Regions from separate parts of the Homo sapiens genome. Here region 2 is linked to region 1. Evidence: read pairs that join two places in POLR2A ChIA-PET (ENCODE). Cell type or tissue: IMR-90. All regions are shown on one strand. Each heading gives the region's core, and the rest is flanking DNA. Links, peaks and the distances in the headings are about the cores only.

The links. ChIA-PET counts read pairs that join two places held together with the same protein. Peaks named below come from ENCODE experiments on the same cell type or tissue, not always from the same donor. Only the 100,000 strongest peaks of a DNase experiment are listed, where the experiment ranks them.
Region 2: POLR2A ChIA-PET joins it to region 1 with 5 read pairs; 2 of 35 experiments call an interaction of 5 or more read pairs at or near these places.

What each region holds. Positions count from the first base shown.
Region 1 is chr3:8,423,552-8,426,467 of GRCh38, forward strand. The region is part of intron 3 of LMCD1-AS1 (LMCD1 antisense RNA 1); the gene reads right to left. Among named protein-coding and RNA genes, the nearest start is that of LMCD1-AS1, 77 kb to the right of the region's middle. In IMR-90, for the core only: no CTCF peak of the experiment used is centred there; no DNase peak of the experiment used is centred there; H3K27me3 peaks cover 166 bases.
Region 2 is chr3:8,553,862-8,556,777 of GRCh38, forward strand. All of the region lies in intron 4 of LMCD1 (LIM and cysteine rich domains 1), which reads left to right. Among named protein-coding and RNA genes, the nearest start is that of LINC00312, 16 kb to the right of the region's middle. In IMR-90, for the core only: no CTCF peak of the experiment used is centred there; a DNase peak (open chromatin) is centred at 1,330; H3K27ac peaks cover 1,478 bases.

The DNA.
Region 1 (2,916 bases), core at 230-2,729:
TTGTCTGTCATGTTCAATTTCTGACTCCCAGTATAAGAACAATGTCTGGCTCAGTAAACACTCACCAAATAAATGAATGAACAAATTAGTAAATTTTATAGAGCTCATGGAAGTCAGCCAACCAAACCTTTTTTCTGCCTCTAACAGAACAGCCAAAAGCAATGTGGTTTTATAAATTTCAACAAAAAGCTCATTAAAAAATCCTTTGTTTTATAATGCAAACCTTATTTGTCAGAAAACTTGAGTATTCGCTTCCTAAACTTGTAGTTTTATAGTTAAGACTTTTTTTTTGGCTATATTGTCAGTAAAAAGATTTTTTTTTATTGCAGCACTAGCCAGTTTACGGTTTGTTTCCTTTTGTGCTGACAAGTCACACTAAAAAAATCTGTCACATAATTTTGTGCCACTCCGGTGGTCTAGAATAAATTATCCAAATGTGGACAGTATGACCACCATTCTAGCGATGCATCACAGAGTCACATAATATTAGGGACAGGAGAAATCTTCTTAAATATGAAAGGAACTGCAGACCAAATTGGTTGAGGGAATCATTGAATATCACTTGGCAAGTTGGTGTCAGGACTGGGACTGAACTCCAGTTCTCACTGATGGTGGTAAGACTCCAGCTCTTCTTGAGGTGTTCACAAACAATCACAGCATTATGCATCTGTGGCACAAAGCTGTGAAAATGCACTCTCTGGGAACCATGAAGAAGGAAAAAGATGTCTCTAATTTACCTGTCCTAACTTCTACCTCTAGACTTACCACCCAATTCTGGGATGAATGGGCATGACTTGAAGCTAAGTATATCAGATAGATTTTGTTGCATAACAAACTACCCCTGAACTTAATGGATGAAAACAATAATCATTTATTTAGTGCATGGTTCTAAGAATTGGCAACTTGGGCTGGGCTCTGCTGGAAGATTCTTCTGGTCTCAATTCACTTATGCGTCAGCTATCAGCTACTGGTTTAGCTAGGAAGCTGTTTCTGGGGATTGGCTGGTGGTTTTAACGAGCATGATGGAAGAAGCTGGGTCATGTGTCTATTATCATCTGGAAAGCTAGACAGTAAGATTGATCTCTACGTAGTTCCTTGAGCTTCAGTTTTCTTATCTGCAAAATGAATATATGTAATAAATTGTTGGAAGGATTAGTCATAAAATATAAAGCATGCCCGGCACAGCACTTAAAACAGTCACCATTGGCATCTTTACAAACCCTTTTAATAATTTCAACTGATCCCAGGTAACATGTTTAATATTTCTACTTTTCACTCACAGGCAAGCCCTCCTCTCTCAACAATGACTCTGTGGCTCTCTAACCCACTTCTTTTTCCCTTTCATTCTAAAAACAAGCCATGTTTGGTCACCAAATAGAAACCAAGCATCACACCCAATCTATTTCAAGTCTGATAGTATCCAGCCCAGCCGTAGGCAAGAGTGGAGTGGAAGGGAAGTGGTAAACCGAGCATCACACCCAATCTATTGCAAATCTGGTAGTATCCAGTCCAGCCTTAGGCAAGAGTGGAGTGGAAGGGAATGCTGAGACCCATGGGGCCAGGTCTCAGGAATAGGCAGCCAGGGACCAGTTCTAGGAGTCACTGGGAGGCATCTTGGCCCAGGCTAGGAGGCACCTAGAAAGGAGTACACCAATATGAGAAAATAGATGCACTGACCTGGAAATAGCCATTCTCTGGAAGAGTCTCAGGCTGATTTGACTTCTTAATTTTGCCAGAAGCAACTTGCCAGCCTGCAGCAGTTTTCAAGGCCTTGCAGGCAGGTCTAAGCATTCTTTTGCTCACTGCTCCTAAAAGGACATCTGCCAATTTTCTCAATATTGCCAGTGTGGATATTCATTTATTGTAGCTCTAATTTATATTTTCTAGCCTTGAGTATGAGATGATTCTTCCTTGCAGGCCTGCACCAATCAGCTCCTTGAGCCCCTTCCCTAAGAAGCTGGGGCCAAAAACCACCCAGAGGAAGGCTCATCCTGAAGGACCTATCCTCATAAACACACCAAGGGCCCCCTGCCCAGCGAAGAGCAGCTTTTCATAAGAACTAAATGAAGGTGCTACATTTTTTTTTCAAAATTAGAACATTCTTATTAACAAAAAGCACTCTCTATGTTTTATTTTCACTCAGTTGTGAATTTGTTCTTGCTAACTAAAAAATAAAATGAGGTACAATGGGTCATAAGAAGTAATATACCCTCCCCCTTCCCAGTCTAGCAACACCTAATTATTCCATTGGAATTGAAGTGATAGCTTTTGCATTCAAGGTGATGAGACCACAAACACCCACCAGCATAAGCTAACATAAGGCATCAATGTCTCTGGAATTACATGGCTATTTGCAAGGGATAATTAAGTATTTTAACAAGCACATTGTGCTTTCCCTGTGCAAGTCATTGCTCTGAATGCTTTACAAGCACCAATTCTTGGAATCTTTGCAGTAGCTCTAAGAGACAAGTATCAGCCACATTTTGCAGATGAAGCAAACGAAGCACAGAAAAATGGAGTTACTTGCCCAAGGTCACACAGTCAGTGGCAAAACAGGATTTGGTGCAGGCTGGCTGGCTCTAGTGTCTGTGTGCATAGCCACTACCCTATGCTGCAAACATCCTGACTAGAACTTTCCACCACACCTGGGAAAACATGACCACCACCAGGACTATAGTGGAATCCACAATCTCAGAACATCAAGCTTGAGAACTTCTGATGGCCACTCTGAGATACAGCACCACTTCCAAGTCAGTCAGCCCTGACCCTTGAGCCCAGACCAGCTCTCAGTTCTTGATCTTCGCTCAGTCAACTCACCTCACAAACCCTCAGCCCTGGCTGCTGTGAGGATTCAAAGGGATACCACTTTCAAAGCATTTAGAGCAGGGCCTGGCTCATCTTAAGAGTCTGATAAAT
Region 2 (2,916 bases), core at 174-2,673, 130 kb after region 1:
TGAAGAAGCGAGCCCTTTTCCATCAGTGAGGCCAATACAATTCAAAAATATTTAGTCTCCCTCTTTTCCTCACATGTCCCATTGTGCGGGGATGGAGGGTAGGAAAGAAGACAAGTTGAGAATCAAGGGAAGAAAGGGGAAACTGTGAGGCTGCAGCAGGCACTGTGTAAGGTCTCAATCTCTTTATTTTTATTTTTTTAGATACACGGCTCTCACTCTCTCACCCAGGCTGGAGTGCCGTGGCAGGATCATAGCTCACTGCAGCCACAAACTCCCGGGTTCAAACCATCCTCCCGCCTCAACCTCCCAAGTAATAAACCTCTTTAACTCTTGGTAACAACCAGTGAGAGAGGTTGGGGTTGTGATACCCATTTCGCAGATGAGGACCCTGGGGCGCAGTGAGGTTACCCCACGTGCTGATGAGAGCGGGGCTTCGGTTCAATCCCCAGTCCTTCTGCTTCACCGGCAGAGTGAAGTCTGAAGCCGTGTTGGGGTGGGGCCTCGGCAGGGTGGGTCCGACCATGCCAGGGGATATATATGTGAGTGTTTAGGTTCTCCAGGGTGGGCAGCCGTGTATGGGGTAGCTTGCAGCTCAGCCCACTGAGCATTTGGGAGCCTCTTATCTGCGTACTGAGAACAATGAAAGGATTCCCATGTCCACCCCCAGTTCCACCCACTGTGGGTTCTTGTGGGCCTTTTGAGTATCAGAGATCTCCGTGGCCAGGGAGCTGCCGACTCCAGCAACCTGGACCCATTCACACCAGGCTGGTGGGAGCCCCTCGCGCACTCTCCAAGCCCTGCGCTCCCCACCTGGATGGAACTGATGGGCCCCTGAGCTGGGTGGGCAATGATCTTCATGTTCTGACTCTTAGCAGCTCCACCAAGCCATTGCCTTGCGTTTAGAGAGCTCGCTGAATATTTTCTCAGAAATTAAATACACAGATTTCCCGGGTATGGTCATTTTGCCCAGGAATTTCCGCCTTTCTCCACACCCCGAACTTGTAACTGAAGAAAGGGGAAAGAAAGCCAGAGCATAGCCTTTAATGTGATCTCTACTCTTTAGCATTTACCATTCCTGCCGGGCGCCTCCCCGTCTTGCCCCTTCCCCAACCACTCCTTCCTCAGGCCAAGTGACTGCCCCAAAAGAGCAAACTTAAGAGGAGGACAGCCCATTGAGAGAAGTGAAGATGTTCCCCACAGTCATAAAAACGCGTGAATATGGTCCGAAATCATCCTCCAGGATCCTGGGAGCACAGTCTGACCCCTCTGCCCCATTTCCCCACAAGAATGCTGAGAGGGGGACGGGAGGCCTCCGTCCCCTCCCTCCCCCCCGCCAAAGGTCTGCTTTTCAGATGGAAACTTACAGCAGCTGGCGGCTCAGCCCAACTCCAGCCCCAATAGAAGGACATATTTGTGGGCAAGGGACTTCCAAGTCTTTGTCTAAGCAGATGTTTGGCTTGTGGGCTCGGCAGGCAGGCTGGCTGGCTTTCCTGCCAGCCCCACTTGGGAATTTGAAACTGCCACTCCTCCCCACTTAGTGAGCCCCATCTGAGCTGGAGGACAGGAGGGTAAGAGGCCCAGAGACAAGCCTGGGGTCATTCACCCAGAGGAATCCCTGCTCCCCACAGTCCCGCCACCCCTGGCTCAGGCACCATGGGCAGGAGCCTGGGGGCAGCCGCAAAATCACTATGGTTACCAGCTTCTCGGCATCTGCCTGCCTCTTGCTTTGCAGTGGAGATACTTTAGTGACTTTCAGGGAGATCTTTTTTTTTGTTCCAAAGAAACTTCCCTTTCTCCCACTTTTTATACTATACTATAAATACTTTTCCATGTTGCCACATGGCCTTCAACGAGCTTTTTTTTTTTTTTTTTTTTTTTTGAGTGGGCTGCATATTATTCCATTGATTAAAACAGGGATTGGTAAACTTTTTCTGTACAGGGCATATAGTGAATATTGAAGGTTTTTCAGGCCACATGGTCTCTGTCACGACTAATTAACACAGCTCTTGAAGCACTAAAGCCGCCATAGGCAATATCTAAACAGATGACCCTGGCTGTGTTCCAATCAAACTGTATTTACATAAACAGGCGGTGGGCTAGATTTGGCCCACAGATGGATGCAGTTTGCTGACCCCTGAACTGGAAGAATCATAAAGAATAGTTTTAGCTTTTTATTAATCTCTTTGGTTTTACTCAATTTTGTTTTGCTAATATGAGCTAAATGATGACGATGATGATGATGCTGTCATCTCCCATTCATTGACTACCTAGGTTATGCCAGGCACTGTGCCAGATATTTTGCATGTTATTTTACTTAATCCTAAGAATTATCCTACAAAGTATATCATCCTCCTTTTTACAAACAAGGGAATTAAAAGACACTCTTAGCAAAGTTAAACAGTGTTTTCAAACTTCAGGTCACAATCCGTCAGTGGGTAATACATCAATTTAGTGGACTACAACCAGAATTTTTTTTAACTGAAAAGGGAAGAGTGTTTCAGGAGTAGTAAATATTTTTCCAGGAAGCTTTTTTTTTTCAGGAGTGTGTGTGTGTATGTGTGTGTGTGTTGGATCAGGACGTGTAATGTATTTGCTACTGTGGATTACAGACAAAAACAAAAATTTCAAAAAACAAAGCTGAGGAAATTGTCTAGTCACCTAGATGGTGAGTAGTTAATCCAGAACTAGGATCCAGACCTGCCTCACTCCAAACCTGACACAGACTCTAATTAACAGGTGTTCCCATCTCTGGAGCACCCACGCAGTTCTAAGCCCCGGGCAAAGCCGTTGCAATTGGAATGAACACATCTGAGACTCCGTCCCTGCTCAGCTGTGGACCAAGCAGCATCCTTTTGCAAGGAGCCAGTCCTTGGGCCCATGCTTGTCAGAGCTGGATTTGAGAACAACCCACACTGA